Linked DNA regions of Homo sapiens: regions 1 and 3 are each linked to region 2. The links are chromatin contacts, found by Hi-C or POLR2A ChIA-PET in ENCODE. All regions are on one chromosome and are shown on one strand. The core of a region is the stretch at or near the end of the contact, and the rest is flanking DNA. Distances in the headings are between cores, read along the strand shown.

Region 1 (3,866 bases), core at 1,329-3,828, 6.1 Mb after region 2:
GTTAAATCCCAGTGCCTCCTCTAATTAGTCAGACAACCCTGCACAAGTTAGGTTACCTTGCTAAGCCTCAGTGTTCACATTTGTAAAAAAAGTGCCAATCATGCTTTTCCACAGTTTGGATTGAATCAGAAAACTTAAATAACCATCTATCCCCAAAACAGCTGACACATAATAAGGGATATTTAAGTTAAAACTTTTCATTTTTATTAAAATATTAAACATCTTCAAAATTCACATAGAAAGAAGAGCACTAGAATAATTGCAAATGATGGAGCAACCAAAGCCACCAATGATTGAAATGTTCTCTGTGACTAAAGGATGGTTATTTATTCTGAAAGTAAGAGTACGATGATATCAGGAGAGGAAAGGGGGTGGAGCTCATCTTAAGTGCTGTGCTTGCACTGTAGTGTGTGTGTGAGAGAGAGAGTGCATGTGTATGTGTGTTTGTGTGTATGTGTATGTGAGTAAGAGACAGAGAGAGAAGGGTGGGGGGACACACTTTCAACAGACTAAAATCTAATCCCTACCCTCAGGAATTTACACATAACTGGAATATTTTTAAAAGTGTCAAAATTGACATCTGTGAGCTACAAAGTGCTACAGGAATATAAAGGCAGGAGAGTTCGCTTCCAGCGCAGCTGGGGTTCTGAGTGGTATGTGACACTTCCTGGAGGAATGCTATTTGAGGTAACTGAAGCGAGGGTGAGATTTCAACAGGTACTAATGGGGATAGGGTGGAAAAGAGAATTGTTGAGAAAAGCCACGAAACAGAGAAAGCAGGGTGTGCCCTGTGAATCTGAGGTAATATGAAAAAAATACCAAATACCAAAATATTCTTACCCTTGGATGGTGGGATGATACCTGATTGATTTTAGTGTGTGTGTCTTTCTGAATTTTCTATTCTTTAAAATGAGTTTGGGCCTGTAATCCCAGCACTTTGGGAGGCCGTGGTGGGCGGATCACGAGGTCAGGAGATTAAGACCATCCTCGCTAACACGGTGAAACCCCGTCCCTATGAAAAACGCAAAAAAATTAGCCAGCCGTGGTGGCGGGCGCCTGTAGTCGCAGCTACTCGGGAGGCTGAGGCAGAAGAATGGCGTGAACCCGGGAGGCAGAGCTTGCAGTGAGCAGATATCGCGCCACTGCACTCCAGCCTGGGCGACAGAGCGAGACTCCATCTCAAAAAAAAAAAAAAATGAGTTGGGTAATTTGTATACTCAAGAAAAAAAATCATATTTTTAAAACCAACATCAGTAACAAAATCAGCAAAAAAAAAAATAGTGCTTTTGTGACTGAAGGTAAGAAAGCAAGAATGTTTAAAATTCTAGAGAATACTGGCAGTAGAGAAGGGGGCTTGTGTCTAACTGGGCTCTCTACCGCAGCACTGTTGAGATTTTGGACTGGATCATTCTCTGTTGTGGGAGCTGCCCTGTGTATTGTAGTATTCTAGTCTCTGCTAGATGCCAGTGGAATTTTTCCCCTTCTCTCCTCGGCCACCCCAACTATGACAACCAAATATGTCCCCTAAGGGATGAAATTGCCCTGGGGTGGATAGAACTACTATTCTAAACCCTGGAATATTTGATGTGAAGGAAAAGTCACCCCTACATACTTCTCTGCATGCACAGAGAGTGTAATCCCGTCACTGTGCCTTGGCTCTCTTAAAAAGTTTCCCTCTTTCATCCAATCCCACCCAAATCCAGGAGGTAGAAGGTCTGAATGCTGGGTCCCAAGTCTTAACACTAGTTAGCTACATGATCTTGGGTTAGTTGAATGGCCACTCTGGGCCTGCTTACTTATCTATAAAAATGACAGGTAGATGAGAAGTGCTCAAAGATTCTGTGAATCCGTGTGTCAATGCCAACCCCTTATTTTGTACAGGAAGAAAATGACATTTGGAAATGTGTAGTTTTGCCCAAGGTTACACACCTCACCAATGGCAGCACCACGACTAAAACCCAGCACCAAGACTAAATGCCATGACTTTTGATTTCTACTTGTGCCCCTCCACCCCACACTCTTTGTCACCTGTCTCCTTAGAAGCATGGCTTCCTTGTGTCAAAAAGGAAGAAAACAAGAGTGACTGGGCCAGGCCACTTACATGCGCTATTTGGTGAGCAAGACAACAGAGAAACCTCCTCTATGTAAATAATAACAGGGACACCGACATGACTTTCCGAATGAGCCAAAGCAGCTCGAAGAAACAAAGGGCTAACTGGCTCTTTCAAGACAGTGGAGAATCTGAGGGTGATGAGTTTTGTGGTATTCAATGGCAGGCTGCTGTGACAGAGGGCTGCAAATGCCACTCCGGGGACACGTTAATGAAGGCTCTGCATGCACAACACGAGAGGCAATTATTCTGTTCTCCCTGGCACTGGGTCCTCCTGGCAGGAGAGCTGCCGCCGACGCAGCTGGAAAGAGTTCAGTGCAAAGTTCACAGAGACAGCCAGATGGAGAATGAACAAGACTTGCCGTGTGGCTCAGCCAATGCCAAACAGACCAACCGCTCATCTGCAGGCCTTCCCCTGATCCTCGGGAACATATGCAGGAAGGGCATGGTGGGCGGAAGAGGTGGAGACTTCCGCTGGCAGATGCGAGAGGCATCTGGGGTGCTTCCGGCCTGCGTGTAGGCTGCCATCTCTGAAGCTCCCCGGGCTTAGGGCTGCCTTCCCTTCTGGCCAGGTGTTGTCAACATAGGATGCGAGGAGTCATCCCAAGACAAAACATGGCCAGACAGGTGAGCCAGAAAAAAGAGGCAGTGAATGCACATCAGTTTGTGGATGATTTTCCTGGCGCCCATTTCGTAGGCCGACCCGGCCTCTTTCTCTCAGGTTCACGCAGGGGAAAGGCTCTTCGAGGTGCTGGAAAGAAGACTTTGTCTCCTTCCTTTTCGGCTTGGACCAGCCCTATTAGTGGAGTTTTCTAGGCAAATCTGGTCCCCACCCCACCCCCCACAAATCAGGTGAAGTCAGGTTAAAAATAATATTGAAGGCTGCCGTGAGTGCCAGTTGAGTCACAGCCCTGAGGGTGTGTGGGTTGCAAGTAAGTGGGTCCCACACGTTTCCCAGGGAGATGATGGGGCAGAAACAGGTTGTGGAGTCTGCAGAGGGGTAAAATGAACCCCAGATCTTAGCAGCAGCCTGCCCCCACCCCCACCTGCTGGCATTTCCAGGCCAGAAGGGACTGTTCTGTCTCACTGTTTCTCAAAGGCCACCTGCTGCTGCCTCAGTGAGTCAGAAGGGCCTGTGTGGCTTGTCGTGGATCACTTGGAACCTGGCCACATGCCTCCCTTTTCTATTTCTGTGCCTCAGAAGATGGCAGTACCACCCAACACCCCACCCAGAAAATCGCTGCCACTAGCTCTAGTGAAGCCTCATCTCAGGGCTAGTTACCTAGTAAGAAGAGCAGTGCTGAGAATTCCGGCAGGTAGAGATGAGGTCTGCAGCAAGGGGAAAGAGAGGAGACTTCTGAGGGCAGCTGCTCAATGGAGGAATTAGGGAGGGTTGGAAGCAGAGTTATCCTCAGGATGAGTTAGCGACAGTCCTGGCAATAGGAACATTGTCCCTGTGAGGACTCTTGTGTGGGCCTGGACAGCTCAGGCCTGGGGCTGGGTAGCTCACTGGTTAGGCCTCAGCTAATGCAGGCAGAGTGTGAGGACAGCCGCCAGGCACTGGGGCAGCTTTCCAAGGGATGCTCTTTTAACGGAAGTAATTCCAAATCCTTAGTGCATCATGCAGTACCGTATGCTGTTTGGGGCCTTCTCACCTGATGCTCCCTCCCCGCCTACCCCCCACGCAATGTCCCCTTCTCCCAACTTAGTGGACAGTACAGCACAGTGTGAGGGATTTCAAACATTCCGTGCATCA
Region 2 (3,494 bases), core at 1-2,500:
CGGCCTCCCAAAGTGGCATGAGCCACCGTACCCGTCCACAATCTAACTTTATAACTGCTCACAGGAAATACCCACTCAGTTACCCTGTTGTGTGATTTCATGAGATGCTCTCTTGTTGCTTGTCTTCTGGTTTCTTAGTTGAGAAGCTTTCAATTCCTCCTTCTTTCATTTCCATCATCAACTTAATTTCACATTCTCTCTATTGTTGGCCCTGAAGACCAGACGCACATTACCCGAAAGCTGGGTGGCTGGGCAGACTCCTATTTGGTCTCCCTGTCTCTAACCCCTTCAAATCCTTCCTATCAAATCCCATGTTGGGCACATAGGTGGTGTCCCATTTATGTAATTAAATACTGTGTAGGCTGCATCAGTCAATTCTGCCTACAAGGTTGATGAGTAATAGGTAAGAGCCCCACTGAGAAATAGAAATGCCATCTTCCACACATTTCCATAGCCCACTGGGTTGCTCACTATTCAATTTTTATTATCACATCACCACCACGAGAAGGTAGGTCGGAGAGCAATCATTTCATTCTATAGATGATGCAACTAAGGTCCCGAGGTTAAGTGAGGCCTTAAGGTGCTGGCAGAAAGATCACACCCAGCGCACTGCTCTTACCATTGGAATCAGGGCTGTCGGTCCGCTCCAATTGTCTGGTTTCCTGAACTTATTTTCAAGTTCGCCATTGAGAGAAACCTCCGAATGACTAATTCTTAAATTTAAGGGTGCATAATAATCACCTATGGCTCACCGCTGCATTTCCGATTCAGCAGGCTGGGGTGGGTAGCGAAGTCTGTATTTCAAATGAGCCCCTCAACCCAGGTGACGCAGGCGGTGTGGGGACCGCATCCGGAGGGCGACCTGGAGCCGACTGACTTCACAAAGGCCTCCTGCCGCAAACCTTCAGCGGCCACCAAAGCCCCGGCTGCCGGCGGCGGACCACCTCTGCTGCCGCGCGCCTACCGGAGCCGCTTGGCCCTAGTGCTTTCCAGCGGATTTCCCCTCAGGTGCGGAGCCGGGTGCCGGGGTCCCACAGCCAACCACTACCGGTTCCTCTTTCGTCAGCCACCGGCGCCGGCAGGACCCGCGAATCCCGATCTCCAGGAGCCTGTAAGGAGGCCGCCCATTGGCTCAGCCGCACTGCTGGGCAGGTACTTCCAAAGCTTTGAGGATTGGCTGATGCTCTGGGCGCCGGGGCTAGTTGGCGGGTAGGATCACGTGCGAGGGGCAGGCCCCGTCTAGGCCCCGCCTCCTTGCTGCTGCTGCCGCCGCCAATCCTGGTCCGGTTGCCCGAGTTCCCGGAGGTCTCTCGCGGGACCTCTCTCACCGCCACCGGTGGGTCCGTTCGGCCTGCGTTGTATTGGAAGGGAAGAGGGGTTTGAGGTCAATTCTGTTTCCTGGGGTTTTCACGAATTTCGGGGCCCACAGTAGGCTTGCCAACTTTAACTTTTGCCTAACACTTTACGAGAAATCCTATTTAGCCTTGGCCACTGTTGCATCAAAGAATTTCACATCCAACAAAGTGCAGCCTAAGAATAAAGAACAGGTCTTTAAACCGCATACCTTTAATTAAGGTGTTCTTATTTTTTCTGATTTGGCTGGAAACAGGCAGAGACCACCCCAGATAACCAGTTCTCAGCCTTGCGTGGGACACCACGAGTCCCACGTGTTTACGTGTTTAAGGCACTGGCAAGCAGGGGAATTTGGTTTCTGGGAATGTGCTGTCTTTGTGAAAACTGTGAAAAGTCTTCCCTGCTACATTGAAATAATCATAAAATAATAATAGCTAATGTTGAACACTTACTATGTATCAGACACATGCTAAGCATTCAATATTTCTCATCCAGTTTCTGAATGAAACCTTCGCAAACCACATAATGTACTGGTACTATTAGCTACGAATTACATATAAGAACACCCGAAAGTTGTTGTCATTTGCCCAAGGTCACCCAGCTAATAAATATTGAAGAGATTCGAATCTAGCCTGAACTCTTACAGTAAGACCGTTCGTGAGATGAATTTATATGTGCTATTTTTCCAGTCTCTTTATCCAACAGCTCTGACAGAGGATAGTATCTACCTTTTTTTTTTTTTTTTGAGACGGAGTCTCGCTGTTCTGCCCAGGCCGGACTGCAGTGGCGCGATCTCGGCTCACTGCAAGCTCCGCCTCCCGGGTTCACGCCATTCTCCTGCCTCAGCCTCCCAAGTAGCTGGGACTACAGGCGCCCGCCACCGCGCCCGGCTAATTTTTTGTATTTTTAGTAGAGACGGGGTTTCACCGTGTTAGCCAGGATGGTCTCGATCTCTTGACCTCGTGATCCGCCCGCCTCAGCCTCCCAAATCGCTGGGATTACAGGCGTGAGCCACCGCGCCCGGCCTGTATCTGCCTTTTTGACCACACCATTATTCGTGGGATTTAACAGGAGTTAATGAGTTAATAATGTTCCTTTTCCAAACTCAGTGGTTTTGATTTTACAAATTATTTGACTTTTCCTGATTTCAGGATCTTGACAATTTGCCTTTACTTATTCAAATGTTATTATACCAAATATTTATTTAAAAAGTTTTTTTTTTCTTTGATTCCTCAAGTTGTAGAGAGAAATAGGGATAGGGAAGCAGAATCAAGTAGTTAAAAAGATAGCCTCATTTGACCCTGATTTCCCAATTGGGAATATGAAATTTTTCCTGAATATAAGCACATTTGAGAATAGAACCTTTTACCTAACGTATCTCACTTTTTGAACTCATTGGACAATAAGGGAACACCCAGTAATATAATCTTTCATATAAATTAGGCTTCTAACTTATTAAGAGGAATGTACTCCAGTCCAGTTTCTGCTACTATCAAGAGATGGCGTGACAAAAAATTTTGAAAAGTTGCCGAATGCAAACCACAGTTCCTCTTCTCAAAACAAATGCATGTAAATAGAGTGTAAGCTATTTCTTTGGTGGCATTATTTTCCTAGAAGGCTTAAGTCGTTAATCACCCATGACCGAAGATCCAAACATTTTCAAAGCAGATCCGATCATATTTCAGGTGGCTGAAAATGGATTTGGAGTAGGTTTAATATGGTCTACTTACAATTTGTTTCATGATTGAGTGGGTCAGTATAATAAAGGTATAAACATGAAATAACATAGAAGGAAAGTTTGCAAAGAGGATTTCAAAGAAGTACCTGTTGGGTATTCAAAAGAAAGTAGGGATAAGCTTAAGGTTAAAATCTTTCTAGGGAAAGTATAGTGTTCAGAGGTAAGATTAAAAACCACATTACTGAAATGGAGTCTGCAGCATTCAGCCCATTCAATTGGCATTAAACTGGTAACTGGTGAAATAAGTATTGTGAGTTGAACTTTAATTCTAATATGCTTGGCAAAGCCGAATCACAGTGTGCTTCATCTTTGTGGATACAAAATTGGAATGCACTCTGCTATTTAAAATGTGTTCTTACTCACTAGCGTTTGTCATTAACTTTGACGTATACTGAGCTCTTAC
Region 3 (3,846 bases), core at 1,109-3,608, 6.2 Mb after region 2:
GCTAACAGGCTGGGGGATTAAGTGGTGGCATCCTGAATGTGCGACAGTAGCTCCAGAGCTGTATGAAGGTGGAGAAGGATTGCTTTACAAAGAATGGGGGCGGTGTGCGGAGGGGTGATGAGAAGGAAGGTGAGAAACGTTAGAGGTGGGTTGTGGCCAATTGGCCAGACCGAGGACCTTAGTGTTCACTAAGGAATTTGGATTTTATCAAGACAGTGCGTAGGTGGCATTGAAAATTTTTGAGCAGAGGAGGTGGGCTCTGTGCTTAGACGTAAGCTTAAGACCACACTGCAGAGGATGAGAGAGCAAGGAGGGGGCTTTGAGACTGGGATACAGGATGCTAATGTAGGGTCCAGTGGGGATGGGGGATAATGGGGCCCTTTAACTACAGCGATAGGCAGGACCACCTACAGAGTTTGTGGGGTCCAGTGGGAAAGGAAAATGCAGGGTCTCTTGCACAAAATTATTAACAATTTAGTAACAACAGAGCATTAAAACAAGTGGGGGTCCCTTCTAAGTACGGGGCCCCGTTTGGCTGCACAGGTCACATACCTGCAAAGCTGGCCTTGGCCATGGGACAAGACAGGATGAGTCAGATGAGAGCTCTGGGAAGCAGGGTCCCAGGACTTAGTAATCTGTTGGATATGGGATGTGAGGAAGCAATCCAGCTGACAGATGACCCTCCTACACCGGGTGCCATGCCACCCTTCTGCTTTCTGGGCACCTTCCTTGGTGTGACCAACTCTAGCTTATTAATATGAATAAACTTCACCCACTCCTCCTTTTCCTGCTACCCTCACCCCAGACCTGCTCCTGTAGAGTCCCTATCTAAAGGTTAAAAACTATGGTGTTGGCCAGGGGTAGTGGCTCATGGGTCATACCTGTAATCCCAGCACTTTGGGAGGCCAAGGTGGGCGGAGCACAAGGTCAGGAGTTCGAGACCAGCCTGATCAACATGGTGAAACCCCGTCTCTACTAAAAATACAAAAATTAGCTGGGCGTAGTGGTGTGTGCCTGCAATCCCAGCTACTCAGGAGGTTGAGGCAGAAGAATTGCTTGAACCTGGGAGCCGAGATCACGCCACTGCACTCCCGCCTGGGCGACAGAGCGAGACTCTGTCCTAAAAAAAGAAAAAGAAAAGAAAAATGCTAACCGGGTGTGGTGGCTCAATCCCAGCACTTTAGGAGGCTGAGGTGGGAGGATTACTTGAGGCCAGGAGTTTGAGCCCACCCTGGCCGACATAGTGAGAACAAGCTTTTTTTTTTTGAGACCGAGTTTCGCTTTTGTTGCCCAGGCTGGAGTGCAATGGCGCGATCTCGGCTCACTGCAACCTCCGCCTCCCAGGTTCAAGCGATTCTCCTGCCTCAGCCTCCCAAGTAGCTGAGATTATAGGCATGCGCCACCATGCTCGGCTAATTTTTTTGTATTGTTAGTAGAGACGGGGTTTCTCCATGTTGGTCAGGCTGGTCTCGAACTCCCGACCTCAGGTGATCCGCCTGCCTCCGCCTCCCAAAGTGCTAGGATTACAGGCGTGAGCCACCGCGCCCGGCCCGAGAACCTATCTAAAAAAAAAAAATCCGGAAACAAAAAAATCTTTGGTGTCCCTCTCCAGTTCTCTCTCCCCATCTCACCCCTCCCAGCATCTCACTTCCTCAATGTGCTCCCATTCCTATGGCCTCCCCATAGCTGCTGTCACTGCCAAGTTCTGGCAAGTCCATATCAGCTCATGTCTAGATTACCCATGAAATCCTCCCATCCATCCCCCAGACTCCGGACCCCACCACCACTCTCAAATAAAGCACCGATCCCGCACAGAGCCGCCTCAGCGATGTTCCCAAATGCTATCCGGATCTTGTCACTGAGTAAGATCCCTCGTTGGGGACTGCCCGGCCAAAGACTAAGACCCAAATGACTCAAAACAGCACAAGGCCCTCTGTTGCCTGACCCTGCTTAATCTGCTAATAAATACCAGAAGGGCCTTAGTCTCCCACATACCTCCAGTACGCACCATGCTGGGGGGGTTGCGTTTTTTGTTTTCTTTACCCCAAGCAGTTTCCTCTGCCTGGAATCTCCCCTCCTGCTTCGCAGCCTGGCTTACAATTCATTCCTCGGAGTTGGCCTCAGCTCTCCTCTCCTCGGGAGGCCTTCTCCAGCCCACGCCCCACCCTGCCACACCCCTACTGGGCGCTCTTCCCCACGGACTACAGGCCTTCCCCTTCCCTCTGGGCTGGGGGCAGCTGGGGCTGAGTATAAGTCTTACTCACGTTGGTGCCGCCAGCCCCAAAACAAAGCCTGGCCCACGTGGGTGCTCCGCGTATGTGTGTGGCTCTAGGCGGAGATGCCGGGGGTGGAAAGAGCCGGTAACAGAAACAGAACGTGCTAGAGGAAGAGCAGCCTGCAGGGAAGGCTGGCACAGATAACCACAAAAAGAAAGAAGGCCCCCGCATCACGTCTTCACCAAGACCCCACTGGCAAGGCGAGGACAGCGCCTTTGGGTGGATGCATCTGTGACCCAGAGGCAATGCTGGCTGTCCTGGTGTCTGATTTGATTGCATCTGATTTCAAAATTTGATCTCTGCTTCCTTCTGAAAACCTCATTCCCTTATGTCAGTTGTCAACAAGCCCTTGTCTAGTGCGGGCAGACTGTTTTCCATCAAGCAGTCCCAGCCAGGCTAACAATAAAATGGTTGGCAGTGAGCTTGGGGGCAGAAACCTGTTTCCATCCATGTGTCCCCGCAGCTAGCAAAGCCCTGGCACACGGCTGACCCTCAATAAATGCTTGCTGAATGGGTGAATTGTGTCTGCTTCCCCAGGAATAGGGGTGGGAGGCCTGAAGCCCCTGGGGACCGGTGGGGGCAGACAGCCTGAGATTAAACTTGATCCATAGATAATCCCCCAAATCCAGAAGCCACCTGGACAACAGTTGGCTGAACTGAGCTCCATCGTGGGATACATGCTGATGGTACTGCTGAGTTCACCAAGGGTCTCCCCGGGACCAGAAAACAGCTCCTCAAAATACAACTTATTATTCTAATCATTATTGGAGAGTGACAGAGAAAAGAGCGTCAATCCTTTGAGGGCAGAATCCATTTAGGAAGATTAAATGGCTATTCTCACCGCCGACCCCCAACCCCCGTTTTTACTTTTACAAACTTTATTATGAAAAATATCAAACATACAGAAAAGTGGAGAAAACAGTATAACGAATCCGGCCACCCATCACCCAGCCTCAGCGATGACCAACCCGCGCCTGACCTCTCCAGTCATCTATACCCCACCCCTCGAGGCAAATCTCCGACGTCCTCTCCTTACACGCGCAGACCTCGGTAGCGACGGGAATCCGTTCCGGACTCCTCTGGGGCCCTGGCCGGCTCCCTCGGCCCTGCTCAGCGCGGCGCGGGCGGGTTCTCAGCCCACGTCCGTGAAGCTGAAGGCCGGATCGTGCGGCGCCGCCCCGCCCCCCACGGCGCTTCCTCCTCGGTCCGCACCGCGAGGGTCACCGCGGCCCCGGAGCGCCTGGGACACTCGACCGGCAGCCGCGGGTGATGCGCGAGTGAGTCCCTCAGCGAAGCGCGGAAGAGAGAACGAAGAGGCGCCTTCCACTTCCTCTCGCTCTAACGCCGGCACCCGCCCCGCGCGTCCCTCGCCCCCGCTGCCCCGCCCCCTGCAGGGCGTGGCCACGGCCCGAGGGGCGGGGAAACACCCATATTTGGCCTTATATGGGCAGCCGCGTCACGGACGGCACTCATTCACATAAAACGCTGCGCGGCCGGCGGAATCCCCGGCTTCTAGGGCGGCGAGCGGCCGGGCTGGCTATCGAGCGAGCGGGGCGGGAACGCGGAGTTG

Evidence for each region. Hi-C counts contacts between places; a loop is a spot of excess contacts on that map. ChIA-PET counts read pairs that join two places held with the same protein, here RNA polymerase II (POLR2A). Pooled maps may share reads with other maps.
Region 1: POLR2A ChIA-PET joins it to region 2 with 14 read pairs in RWPE1. The contact joins the enhancer-like site here to the promoter of GSTO2 in region 2. POLR2A ChIA-PET finds 5 or more read pairs at or near these places in 2 of 52 experiments (B cell and RWPE1).
Region 3: a pooled map shows a loop between it and region 2 (11-fold over the local background). The contact joins the promoter of DUSP5-DT here to the promoter of GSTO2 in region 2. A Hi-C loop is called at or near these places in 8 of 50 pooled maps.

Annotation. Positions count from the first base shown.
Region 1 is chr10:110,361,618-110,365,483 of GRCh38, forward strand. No RefSeq gene overlaps it. Among named protein-coding and RNA genes, the nearest start is that of SMNDC1, 59 kb to the left of the region's middle. RefSeq lists an enhancer at 3,144-3,323. Within about 2 kb of position 2,579, at least 7 of the 41 ENCODE cell types and tissues checked have a DNase peak (open chromatin) inside an H3K27ac peak, as active enhancers do.
Region 2 is chr10:104,267,934-104,271,427 of GRCh38, forward strand. GSTO2 (glutathione S-transferase omega 2) reads left to right here and starts at 1,251. Exons shown (of 7, transcript NM_183239.2): 1 at 1,251-1,336. It overlaps MIR4482 (microRNA 4482), which reads right to left and starts at 472; the gene lies at 403-472. LOC124902497 (a long non-coding RNA gene) reads right to left here and starts at 984. Exons shown (of 2, transcript XR_007062284.1): 1 at 620-984. RefSeq lists enhancers at 501-560, 571-740, 791-1,130.
Region 3 is chr10:110,494,124-110,497,969 of GRCh38, forward strand. DUSP5-DT (DUSP5 divergent transcript) reads right to left here and starts at 2,359. Exons shown (of 2, transcript NR_187547.1): 1 at 2,265-2,359. It overlaps DUSP5 (dual specificity phosphatase 5), which reads left to right and starts at 3,784. Exons shown (of 4, transcript NM_004419.4): 1 at 3,784-3,846. RefSeq lists an enhancer at 2,306-2,829 and a silencer at 3,311-3,840.